Linked DNA regions of Homo sapiens: region 1 is linked to region 2. Evidence: chromatin contacts called from ENCODE Hi-C or POLR2A ChIA-PET data. All regions are on one chromosome and are shown on one strand. The core of a region is the stretch at or near the end of the contact, and the rest is flanking DNA. Distances in the headings are between cores, read along the strand shown.

The links. Hi-C counts contacts between places; a loop is a spot of excess contacts on that map. ChIA-PET counts read pairs that join two places held with the same protein, here RNA polymerase II (POLR2A). Pooled maps may share reads with other maps.
Region 1: a loop to region 2 is called in a map of tibial artery, with 4 times the contacts of the local background. The contact joins the enhancer-like site here to the promoter of PRDM16-DT in region 2. A Hi-C loop is called at or near these places in 4 of 168 maps with a recorded cell type or tissue (ovary, posterior vena cava, prostate gland and 1 more) and 4 of 50 pooled maps. POLR2A ChIA-PET finds 5 or more read pairs at or near these places in 2 of 52 experiments (WTC11 and common myeloid progenitor, CD34-positive).

What each region holds. Positions count from the first base shown.
Region 1 is chr1:3,214,993-3,220,860 of GRCh38, reverse strand. The region is part of intron 2 of PRDM16 (PR/SET domain 16); the gene reads right to left. Among named protein-coding and RNA genes, the nearest start is that of MIR4251, 90 kb to the right of the region's middle. RefSeq lists enhancers at 919-1,461, 1,462-2,005, 2,827-3,595. Within about 2 kb of position 1,465, at least 8 of the 41 ENCODE cell types and tissues checked have a DNase peak (open chromatin) inside an H3K27ac peak, as active enhancers do.
Region 2 is chr1:3,064,247-3,070,447 of GRCh38, reverse strand. It overlaps PRDM16-DT (PRDM16 divergent transcript), which reads left to right and starts at 2,723. Exons shown (of 6, transcript NR_015440.1): 1 at 2,723-3,111; 2 at 6,146-6,201. LOC124903827 (translation initiation factor IF-2) reads left to right here. Exons shown (of 5, transcript XM_047436614.1): 1 at 1-234; 2 at 1,477-2,226; 3 at 2,400-3,111. The coding sequence ends at 1,500. It overlaps PRDM16 (PR/SET domain 16), which reads right to left and starts at 1,245. Exons shown (of 17, transcript NM_022114.4): 1 at 1,152-1,245. The coding sequence starts at 1,188. It also overlaps the pseudogene LOC100420339. RefSeq lists an enhancer at 2,352-2,926.

The DNA of each region.
Region 1 (5,868 bases), core at 216-2,715, 150 kb before region 2:
GGCAGCTTATCTCAAAGAGACCAAGGCGAGGAGCTTCCCCATGCAGACTGTAGCAGCACCCTTGGAGGAGGCGAGCAGATGCACGAGCCCTGCACCCTGGGCTGCCTCCCTGTTTGGGTTCCTGTTTGCCAGGCCCCTGCACACCTGTCATCCAGGGAGCTTCTCCCAGTGACACCCAGGAACTGCCAGAGAATGGGGAGAGAGACCAAATGGTGTCCTTTCAAGAAAGGGCCCCTCTAGACCATCCCCAAAGTCAGCCTTCCGTTGCATTTCAGGCCAAGGAGAACCACAGCAGCCTGGGGGTACGGCAAGACTCGAGGCCAGGTGGGCCGGCTGCTCCTGTGGCCCCTGCACCTGCAAGCAGGTCTTGGCTTTCTCAGCCCTGCCGACCCAATGTTGCCCCAACCTGTGCTGGTCCTGCGTGACCAGGTCCCAGGCCCACAGAGCTGTGGAAGGTGGCAGACGCGGGGAGGGCTGCAGGTAGCTCCTGGATTGGCCCTGGGCGTGAGTCTGAGCCAGGACAGACCACAGGTCCTGGGGCTGCCCTGGCCGGCTGCTATGATGCCTGTGACGTGGCCCCACGGTGTTGGGGACAGGTTTTGTGTGCATCGGCTGGGAGGCTGGGCGTGCTGTGGGGCCACAGAGATGTGTGGAGGAAGGTGCCGCAGACGGAGTGACGGCGTGGGCACGGCGAGGACAAGATGCATTCCTCCCGGCGCGTGTGGGCACGGAATGAATGTCTCTTCAAAATGAGGGCTATGTCTGGAGATGCAGGCAAACCCATTTAGATCCTCTGAGAGCCCACTCGGGGGCTTTTACTGTCTGAGGTTACGTGGTCAATGGTTTTCAGGAGAGGCTCATTATTACCTCAGCGCCAAACATCTGTGGCCAGCACCGCAGCCTCGCCATCTCCCCAGGGAGACTCCGCCGGTCTGGGTCCATGGCCTGTGCTAGCTCCGTGGATCCGGGGGACCTCATGCCTGTGGGGGAGCTGGCTTTGCTGAGATATCCTCCTCCGGCTTGCCAGAGGTGGGGAGACAGCGCCCGTGAGGTATGGGGGTTTCTCCCGAAGTCGGTGAAGCAGGGCAGGCGGGCGGTTACAGAGCCTTGAAATGCAGGGCGAGAGAGATGGCCGCTCCTGCCATGTTCAGCCCTTGCTCCTGCCATGTTCAGCCCTCACTCCTGCGGGACATTATCTGCACAGAATCTCCCGAGTGCAGAGCTGTGGCGGGGATCTGGGAGAATTTTATCGTCCTGTTCCCGAACACTGCAGACAGACCTGGGTAATTATTAACCCGGCTTCTGACTCTCTCTGTTCCCAAAGATGATACTGCCCTACCGAGGGCCTGCCAGCCCCCTGCGCTCTCCTCCCACGCTGGACCCCTTCCCCCGCCCCAGCTCCAAGGGGAAAGAATGAGAAGGCAGGTCCTCCGGGAGCTGGCACGGCAGACAATGTGTGTCTTGTGTGAGTAATTTAGCGCTGTGGCCAGTCAATCTGGTTTCTGGGCCCGCTGCCCTGACCCTCTTTAGAGCTGCTTGCTCTCGCCGACACAGTGTGAAACATTTTCTTTCACTGCGCTGACACTCCGCAGATTGAGACGTCAGCCTGGTCCAACTGCAGCAAATTAGCAATTTTTCTTTTGCTAATTGGAAATAAAAATGTTTGCCGAGGGAGCCGTTTGTCGGCATGCGGTTTTCGGTTTCTGTGCACCGTGAGGCTGTGTTGAAAATGCATCCTGAGGTACTGCCCACCCTGGGGTGCCCCTCACCACAAATCCTAAAGGCCCTCCTCGCGGCAGTGTGCAGAACACGCCTCTCCCCTGCAGCTCTCCGCTCAGCCCGGCACTGGACGCGAGGACCCCTCCTTTGGGAGAGCTGGGCCCCAGGCTGTGAACTTTCGGAAAGCCATTGGGATTGGCAGGTGGCAAAACTGTCTAGGGTGAGCTGTGAGAAAGCTCTTTGCAGGGAAGAGGGAGAACACGTCTCCAAAAATGCCAGCTGGGTTACGGGATTTCTGAGCAAGCGTGGTTCGGGTTGTCCACCTTGTCCGCTGAGCGTGCACCTGGGGGAGGAGCGTCCTGAGGCCTGGCCTCCAGGGCACATCTGATTTCAGCCACCCCTCGCTGCCAAGAGTAGAAAAGACCCCAGCTCGTGGGTAGAAGGTGGCAGAGGCACCTGCCAGTGTGGATAAGGGGAGGAAGCATCTTCTGCTAATTGGAACAAAGAAAGAAAGAGCCAGAAGGAAGGCAGAGAACATCCCTTTCTAAGGAAGGGCCTTGAGATCAGGTGTAGCCATTCAAAACTTGGTGAAGAGACAGGCCCCACCGATGCCCACCTGTGCGGGCGGGCACATCTGTGTGCACGTGTGCGTATGTGTGCCTTGGAGTGGGTGGGTGTGCCCAAGTGTGTCATGGCCTGTTCCCGCACACCGAGGTGGCCCCGGCTGCCCCCTGGGGATACCTGGGGAAGCTGGGGCTGCTGGCCAGCACCTAACGGGTTACTGCCCTCCCCCCTTCTCCGATAAAGCATTTGACAGCCATGCCTAATAATTCTTTCTGCTGGGTTTTTTCTTGATGTCTTTATGTGAATATGAAGCCGGAATGAAAGGCTTTGGGGGACCCCCATGAGAGAGGAGAAGTACGAACCAGAGAGGAAGAAAGAGCCCTGCGGCTCCCTGCCGAGAGCCAGGCACCTCCTCTGGCCGTCACGCCAGGCTGCAGAGGCCCTTTGTAAGTGCAGGCGACTCTTCTTCACTTGGCCACGACAATAGTGTTTTGTGGCGAGGGATGGGATGGGGGCGGCAGCGAGGGGCTCGCCCCAGGGCCTGCAGATGTTGGATGAGGGGTGATTTATTGCTCCGGTGTCCTCCTGCATTTGGCTACCTTCCCAGACCCCAACATCGGTGACAGAGGAGGGAGGGCCGGCAAGAGGGGGAAGAGGCCGGTGGCAGCAGTCCAAGGGGGCACCCCAAAACCTCGTGTGGGGAGCAGAGTTGGGAGTGAGCGAGGTAGCATGCAGGCGGCATCCCGAATACTTCTAGGGGGAAGAGCGCGCGTCCCAGCCAGCCCAAAATGAAACTCGCAGGGCCTCAAGGAAAACTGGGCTGAGTTTCTCAAGAGCTCTCCCGTGTTGAAAAAAAAGATCTACCGGGATGCACGGCACGGGGACCTGGCCCCAGGAAGAGCAGGGCCGTGAGTGAAAACGCTGCTTCTGGACAGCGTGCACTCAGCCACAGTGGCTGGGAGAACCCCTCACCCTCGCCGTAGACTTAGGCCAGCGCACTCAGCATGGCTGCCAAGCTCGACAGAGGCCAGTTTATGCTCCCAGGCACTCTTGAGATCCACTTTCATCTGGAATAAGGAGCAGAAAGGAGCGGTTTTCCTCTTGAGTTCTGACCTGGCCCAAACCAGAGAAGCCATAAATCCAACCAGGAGGGCTGTTCCCATGAGATCCCTGCTCCCATTCCAGACCAAATAAGCCGAGAAGAGCTGGGGGGCAGCCCAGCAGCTGCTGCAGCGTCTTCTGAACTGACAGCCTGCAAGCTGCCGTGCGCCCACTGCTGTGGCCGCCCCATCCCCAGCGCTAACCCAGGCTAAGGAGCTGGACGCCAGCCGCCCAGGAATGGATTCTGGGTCACTTCCAGGGAAGAGAAATCACTGCCGATCAACTCACACACGGGCGAATGCCCGTTTCACGGTGAAAGGTGTGTGAGGAGAAGGCCACCCGGGGCTTTTTATCCTGTTTGGGAATGAGCTTTGGTCACGGAGCCCTGGAGGAAAACACCACACAGAAAGCGTGCTTCTATCCACACAGAGGGTGCCGTTTCCCCTGCTGCCCTGCAACATTTGGACATGGAACAGTGCTAGGCTACGAGTTAATTCACAGAGGAACTGCCGCAATCCCAGTGGGTGGCTTCAGGCTGTCAGAGACAGTGGTGGCCCAGGGAGGGACCAGGAGCCTGGGAGGCTGAGGAAGACAGAGGTGCGGACAGTGGGCACCTGAACTCTATGGCAGTCACGGATGACTGGCTACAGGAACCTGTCCCCTCCAGTTCCATGCTGATGGCCACAGCCACAGCCCCGCCCTCTGCAATATCAAGAATGGTTTCAGCATCTCCAGTCTCAGGCATGGGCCTAGACTCTCTGATTTCGTGAGGCCAACCACAGCCTCCGGACAGTGTGGCTCCTGACTCCTGCCCCAGGTTTGGGGAGACTCTGGGATGCCCAGCTCCAGCCTGCTAGGATGCCCACCTCAGCCTTCTATGGCAGGTCATTGAGTGTGCCCAGCTGTGATGTGACAACTAGGCCTGGTTCGGCGGGGGACAGCCACCGGGGGCATCTGAAACCCACCAACCCACCAGACCTGGGTGGGGATGTGTCTGGGTGTGTCTCCCCACGCAGGCCATATTGGGGAAGGCTCTTGGATTCTCCTTCCCTGGTGGGCTCAGGGGCCTGCAGGAGCATGCATGCTCTGTGGGTCTCCTCTCTGTGGAGGCCCCTCTGGCTTCCCAGCCCCGTGGCATGGATGTCACTGGAGTGACAGCACTGTGACAACCCACTGTACTTTCTGCGGGTTGGACGCTTCTTGAACATGGCTGGTTCAGCATCTCGGGGGCCTGGACACTGCCTCGTCAGCACAAATCTCTCCCCAGCTCCTTGCTGGGATATGTGGAAACATTTTTCCCATGGAAAGAGAGTGTGGCCTTTGTCAGGGGGCCACGGCCAGCCCGAATTACAGTAAAGATTAATCCCAAACAAGAGACAGAGACAGAGACAAAGAGCATCATACACTTGGGTTTTCAATGGATGTTTTCATAAATGTATGAATAATTTAAATTATCATTGCCGAGTATTTATTCGAGTGTTTCAGGGGGAAAAATGCCTCCTCTTTTTTCTCCCTTGATTCTTTTCATTTTTGCCTCATCTCTTTTATGTGCTGCATAGGCTGTTTTCTTGCCATCTGAATCGGCCCCGGGAACAATGGGATGTATGAGGCTGAGGAGCCGGGGAAGAATGCGCCCCTTGTTGCCGACGCCGCGCCTTGACATTGATTAATGAGGGTGCGGACACGGGCAGAATTTGTGAGAGCTGAGGGGAAACCAGAGGACGTGGGGGCACCCGAGGAGGAGGGCAGGGGCTGGCAGGGGAAGGCCACGGCCGTCCCTCCACGCCCAGTGGGAAAGGGCCAAGGGAGGGGTGGCCTGGAGCCACCGTGCAGAGGAGCACTGACTCGACAGGTCCCCGGAGGACAGGGCCCCTGTGGGGTTCTGGGTTGGTCCGCTCGGTGGAGGGAGGGTGGGGCTGCAGCCAGGTTGCTGGCTCTATAGGCAGGGCCCCCACCTTCCTTCCTGCACCACTCTTTTCCACCCCACACAAACCACTCTCTCCCGCCTCCACCCATGACCCTCCTGGAGGCTCTGTTCTCCTGGACCCCAATAGGCCTTGCCTGTCCCCGGGACCCATGACCCTCCTGGAGGCCCTGTTCTCCTGGACCCCGTGGGCCTTGCCTGTCCCCAGGGCCTGGCTGCACTTCCACGACATGGCTGTTTCTTCCTGACATGGTCCCAGTGGCACCTGTGGATCATCCACACAGAGGTCGGGTTCCGCTCTGTTCTGTGCCATCTGATCCTGTTTATTGAATGACAGATTCCTTAGCAGTAGGAGTGGACTTCTTGGGGATGTCCTTTTGGTTCTGATAGAATCCTCAACCCAGGCTATCCAGGAGCCCAACACTGACATCAGGACCAACAGCAGCGATGGGGAAGCAGATGGGATGGTGTCTTTGATGATGTTTGGATACGGTCCCATTGGCTGAAAAAATACCTTGATCAGCTGACCACACAATCCCCACACACAGGTCCCCACTGTC
Region 2 (6,201 bases), core at 1,474-3,973:
GGGCTGCGGGAGCCGCGCTGGCCGGGCCGCGGCTCCGCCTGTCCTCACCTGCCCGCCCGCCTCACCGCGGATGGCGCCGGCGACCGGGGCTGCGGGGTGCGCGCGGGCTGCTCGGAGGCGCTGTGGCGGGCGAGGGCGCGGGTGGCTGGAGCACCCGGCCCGCGGCAAGGACCGGCTGGCGGCAGGCGGGGCGCGCGGAGCCCGGGGCTCGGCCGAGACGGAGCGAAAGAGAAAGTAAGACCGAGGACCGGGCAGCCTGGCCGGGGCAGCTCTGTCCCCGCCGGGCCCGGCTGTGCCAGGCAAGCGGGTACAGAGGGGTCCACGCGGGCCCGAGGGCGGCAGCGGCGGGTCGGGAGGTGGCCGGGTGGGTCCCTCCTGTCGGAGGCACTGTCGCCCCGGCGGCCCGCGCAGGCTGCCGGCGTCCCAGAGGAGCGCCCTCCACCACGCGGGGCACAGCCGGGGATAAACTTCACGACCACAGTTCCCAGCCCGGGCAAAAGTCTCCATTTTGCTCCCCAAGTGGCTGCGGCTGTCCCGCCGTCGCCACCCCTGCCCCTGCGCCCGCGGAGCCGGGTGGGCGCCGGCCCGCGCCCCCTCCTCCGCCCCTCCCCGGCTCGGGGTCTCCCTCCTCTGCGCCCGGCTGGCGGACGCCAAAGGCGGTGCTCTAGCGCCCACTATTTCAAAAGCCCGGAATATGATTTGACCAGGACTGAGAGCCACTCGGAGAGAGAGAGGGAGAGAGCGAGCGGGGAGGAAAAAGTTGCTCTCCCCTTTCGTCAACTTTTCGCTAACTTTCACTTTTCGCTCCCCTCCACCCCCGGCCCTCCCCCTCCGCCCCCCTCCCCGGCCCCCACCGCGCGCCTCGGGTTCCCGGGCCCGAGCGCCTGACACTGGTGGGGGGGGAGGGGGTTCCGCGGGGAGGGGGCCGGCGCCTTCGGGGAGCGCGCGGCCCGGGCGCCCCGAGCCTCCGCGCCGAGCCCGGTCGCCCCGGAGCGCGGGAGGCGGAGCAGCCCCCCGGGCCGCGCGGCCGAGCCGGGGGCCCGGAGCCGCAGGCGCGCCGGCCGCGCCCCGACGCGCACCCCTGGCCCGGGCGCCCCGGCCCGGCGGCCCGGGCCCCGGCGGCGCGGCGCGGCCGAGCGCGGGAGACTTACTTTTGGCTAGCTTCCTCGCCCTCGCCTTGGATCGCATGGTGTCGGCTCGCGGAATCTCTCTCCTCCTCCTTGAGTCCAGAAGCAGCCACACACTATCTTCATCTCCCCAGCATTGTCAGTTTGGACACCTTCGCACATGCGCACAGAGCACTCAATCTGACACCCCTCGCCGGGGCCAAAAAAACTTTGCAATGTATTCATCATCCTCATCGTCGCGCCGCCGCCGCCGCCGCCGCCGCCTCGGCGCGGGATTGGGGGGCTCTCCTCGGCCTTCTCGGTCTTCGTCTCACTTATCTCTCCCCCCTCTCCCCCCCCCCCTTTTCAGCGCAGCTCGGAACTGGCCCTTTAAGAAAACATTCCGTGTTCGGCGCTCCCGCCCGGGGCCCGCACCCCGGACACTTTAAAAGGACCCAGGTGGCCCCGGAGGCGAGGTGACTATCCCCCCACCCTGCCCCTGCGTCGCGGCGCGTCGCGCTGCTGCTCCCGCCCCAGCCGGGGCCGAAGATGGGGCGGCGGCTGCGGTTTTCCACACGACTTCCTTGGATCTCGGGGCACACGCGCCGATAGTTCGGACGCGAGTCCGGGCTGGTTTTGCTCCGTTTTACTGCGTTTGATTACTAATTTAAAAGCTTTGCGTTCCCCGTCGCCCCGGCCCGCTTTTCTCCTGCATTCTCCCCTCGGCCCCCGTCCCCGCCCTGCGATCGCTGGAGGGGGCGTCGGGGCTCGCGCGCCAGAACCCGGCTCCTCCGAAGCCCCCTCCGGGCCCCACCGCCCCCCTCGCGCCTCCCGGCCCCCGCCTCCTCCCCTTCGCCCCCACCCAACGGCTGCTGCTTCGGGCTTCGCGGCTCAAAAACAACAGCGGAGGCGCCGCCAGCTCCGCGCTCCGCCACTGCCCAGGCCGGCGGGCGGCACTCGGACCCGCCGCCCTCGGTCCCTCGCGAGGCCACGGAGGCCAACACGCCTCGCACGGGGGGACAGCGCGGGGGCAGCCGTCCAAACACCAGGCGTCCTCGGCTGGTCGTCCCAGGGCGCCCGCACCTCTCCGCCCGCGCTCTCCTGCCGCCGCGCCCCCAAGGTGAGTACCCGGCTGCGCGAGCGCCCGAGCTGGGCCACCTTCGGGGACCCGGGCCACTGGGGACACTCCCCTCTGGCCTCTCGGGGCCCAGGTGCGTAGCGGGCGGAAAGGCCAGCGGCGCAGGTGGAGCAGCTCGGACGGGAGCCGACCAGACGCTTCCTCTTCCCCTGTAGCCCCCAAACTCCGAGGCGCTGCGGCGGAGGGGCCGGGCTGAGCGCAGGCAGGGTGGCCCGGGCCCAGGAGCCTGACGGCCTGAGTGCGGATTTCTCATCTGAGTATCTGGGAATCGAGAATGAATTGGAAGGAAACCGAGGCGCTGCCCTGGCCAGGTTGCTGCCCCGCACCCTTCCGGAGCACCGAAGTCCTGCCCGGCAACGGGACTTGGAGCTGCCGCAGAGTCAGCCTGAGCCCGAGGCAGGGGTCGCGCCCGCGATGCGGGGTCTCTGCGCCGCCCCGCGAGGCTCCTGGCCTTGCCCTCCCTGCCCTTTGTTGTGTAATAAGACCTGTGGCGGCTCCACTGAGACCCACACGTGCAACTCCGCGCCTCCGCGTTAAAGGAGGTGAAACGCAGCAGCCCTGAGAAACCCCGAGACCCCGGTGTCCTAGCAGAGGCGCCCCGGATGGGGAGGGGCGCGGGGCCGGCGCCACCCCAGAGGAAAAGCCCAGCGGAGCCGGGTTGGGCAGGAGCTGGCGGCGGCGGTGCGCTGGGCCTTCTGCCTTGGATCCTCCGCGGTCGGCACCGCTTCCCTGCTCAGATTCGAACCCAGATTCGGCTCCCAAGGCTCCCACGGCTCCAGGGTGCCCAGTCTTGCAGCCAGCTCGCCGCCCGAGCCCCGGATGGAGGAAGCGCTCACTGGCCGCTACCTCTGCTGTTTCTGGCACCAGGTGAGTGTCGCCTAGAGAAGGGCCATGAGCAATGGCACAGCCCCATTCCCTGCCGTCCTTTCGAGGGTCTATCGACCCCTTTACCCACCCTCCCCACACCCTGACCATCTTTCTACAGGGGTTGGGGCAGAGAACAGCTCAGTTTACAGGCCCGGCTCTGGAGGTCTTGATCTGCCTAGCCAACTAGGGCACCGCTGCAGCTTTGCACCGCCAAGGCCGGTTCTGAACCTGCTCGCCCCAGTGGGTGGGAGGTGCTGGAGCCCAGGAACACGGGCGCTGTCTTGCCTAAACCCCGCCAAGGGCAGGTTCCCAACGGTGGGCCCAACCTGGCTGGAGCTGCTGGCTAGAAAGGACTCAAGGTCACTCCCATATCTCTGCACCCAGGTCCCCCTTGCTCCTGCCTGAAGCCTCTGCAGGTTTGGGAGGAGGCCTGGGGAAGTTACTATGGTGCCTGCGAACCACTCCCACCTGCAGAGAGGGTCCCTTCCCCACCCTCACCCTGCAGCCCAGCAGAGGCCTCCTTTGCCCCTGGCCTGGAGGTAGCCAACAGATGCCAAGGTTGTGCAGTCCTGGCCTTCTTCTACGGGTGCCCCAACTCTCTCAGGCCCTCTCCCTGCCTCCTCCTCCAGCTCAGGAGGTGGTTCTCAGAACCCTGGCCAGGCTAGGACAGGACAGCCATCCCTGGCCTGTTGCCAGCCCCTAGGGAAGAAGGGCAGGAGGTATGGGAGCAAGCTGGTCTGTGCCATCTGGTCCTTGCCCTCCACCAGGCTGTTGGGTAGGGATGGGGTCATGGATCTGCCTGGGAAGGGGTAGCTGCCGGTCAAGCCTCGCCAGGGAGACAGCCGGGCTGCCTACCTGCAAGGCACTGACGCAGCCCTGGCTCCAGTGGGGCAGTGTCTCCCGAGCCTGCTCGAGGAGCCCAGGCAGGCTGTCCCCAAGGCCATGGCCCTGGCCGAGGTTGCATCCTGGCCTGGCCAGGCCCTGCCCCCGCGTGGCCAGACTTAGAAGCGGAGAGCAGGTCAGGCATTGAGGAGTCCCGTGGGGAAAAAGGGTGAAGCAGGGAAGATCAGATGCAAGTCCTCCCTGGGGCCCAGTTCTGTGTCCCTGCCTGGCAAGGGCTTTGGGGGGCTTGGAGAACAGGTAGGGCAAATGTAGGCCCAGTGGGGAAAAGGTTGATACTAAAAGGTCTAAGGGCAATTTTCAAACCAAGTCTAGCTCTGCAGAGCCTTGAGGCTGATGCCAGGCCCTGGGGCCCCTGCGCTGGGATTGTAAGTGCTGTAAGCTCATTCCTACTGACCTCCTTGGGTCGTCCAAGGACAGTGAGTGTGGGTTGGCCACATAGAGGCTCCTACACTGGACAACTGCACGCTGCTGTCGAGTTCCAAAACCAATTTCATAGCTGGGGTCTTGGAGGCTAGAGCGGGGCTTTAACCACCAACTTCTGCTGGGGTCTGGGCAGAGAGGGAGTCCATGGAAACTCGATTTCTCCATGAGCCCTGCAGACTCCCAGTGTTTCTAACGGCTGGAGACCCATGACCAGGTTAATTCCTTAGGGAAAAGGCCGGGTTTGAGAGCCAGAAATGCTGGTCCTGCCGTGCTGGAGGAAGCATCTTATTAGCGAGTAGGAGGCCCCCAAGCCCCAGGGGTTCCCCAGAAGCCCATTGAGTAGCAGAACTACCATGCCGGCCTGCCCTCCACTCCCGGAATCTACAAATGCATTCAAGGGCTAGAGGGCCCCTTCGCTTGGCCAGGCCTTGTGCCCCATGCCAACTGGCAGGGTCAGAGCAGCCCCAGCTGCCCCTACCCCCAGCCCCTCAGGCCCCAGGGAGCCCTGCTTCGGGCCGTGTGTGCAGGACAGGAGGTAGGCATGGCACCTGGCAAGATGGACTCACCTCACCAGGTTCTTTCTCTCCCACTTTCTCTCCCCTCACCTCACCCCTTTCTCTCCCACTCCTCTGTGCTTTTTGAACTTAGCCATGGGTTTTCAGATACTTGGCCTCAGGCTCTATTGAATTCCAGGTCAAGGTTTTACTGACTCCACACCCCCACCTTGTTCCTCCGGGTAGCAAAGAAGCACACAGCCTCTGGTTTACCAACGGGCTTTCCTGGGAGATTGGAAATGCCCCAGGTGGGATCCAGATCGCCAGCGCTCACCCCACCCCCAATACGTGGGCCACTGAGTCAGGCCAGGATGAGGCTCTTGCTCCCCGGGCATGTTCTCCTGCCCCAGACTTGAGCAGCAGGAGCCAGGAGACCACAGGGGCCCTTGGGGATGGCTGACTTGGCTCCCACTAGACAGAGGGGAACATGGAGGAGGGCTGCTTGGACCCTATACCTCGCAGGGGACTCGATGGGGGCTGAATGCTGGAAGGAGCCTGCGTTTGGTCTAGAATGGTGGGGGTGGGTGGGAGACACAAGTCATGGAAAAGGCCATTTCTTCCCTATTGAGACCTCTGAAATGACCCGAAGTGGGTGCTTCCTCCAGCATCATGCCTCAGCCGCACACTGGGGCTACAGGAATCCCCCCAGACCCTGGGGTCAATATTTCGGGGCCCCTTTGAACCTTCTTCTCACCCGAGGCCTGGGAAACCTTCTTGTGCCCCAGAATACTTGGAGAGGACAGGACACAGGTCCCAGTTGTGGCCCAGTGGTGGCAAGGTTCCATTCCCTGCACTGCTCAAAGGTGGGGGCCTCCCAAAGCCGATACCCGATTCCTGGTCCCAGAGTGGGTAGCTGGGAGGAGTGGACTTCCTAGGAATGTGAGCCATGTCGCTGATTTCGAACAAACCCCAGATGTGTGGAAACTGACTTATTTTGATTGCAAGAGGGTCCTTGTCCCTTGCAGATGGGCAGCTTCCGGGGACCGGCTTGCACGATGCCGTGGCCACCCCAGTGGAGACCCTCTGCCCGGCTTTGTGTCCTGGCGTCCCCACCAGGGTGCCCAGCTCTCCTGCGCAGATGTCGGGAGTATCTGGATGCCCCATGGGCACTTCGAGGGCCCAATCCGGAGTTTTTTGTTTTGTTTTGTTTTAAGAGATTGAGACTGTGAACCTGAACTCCCTTGATCTCCTCCCGTTGGGCCCAGGAGGG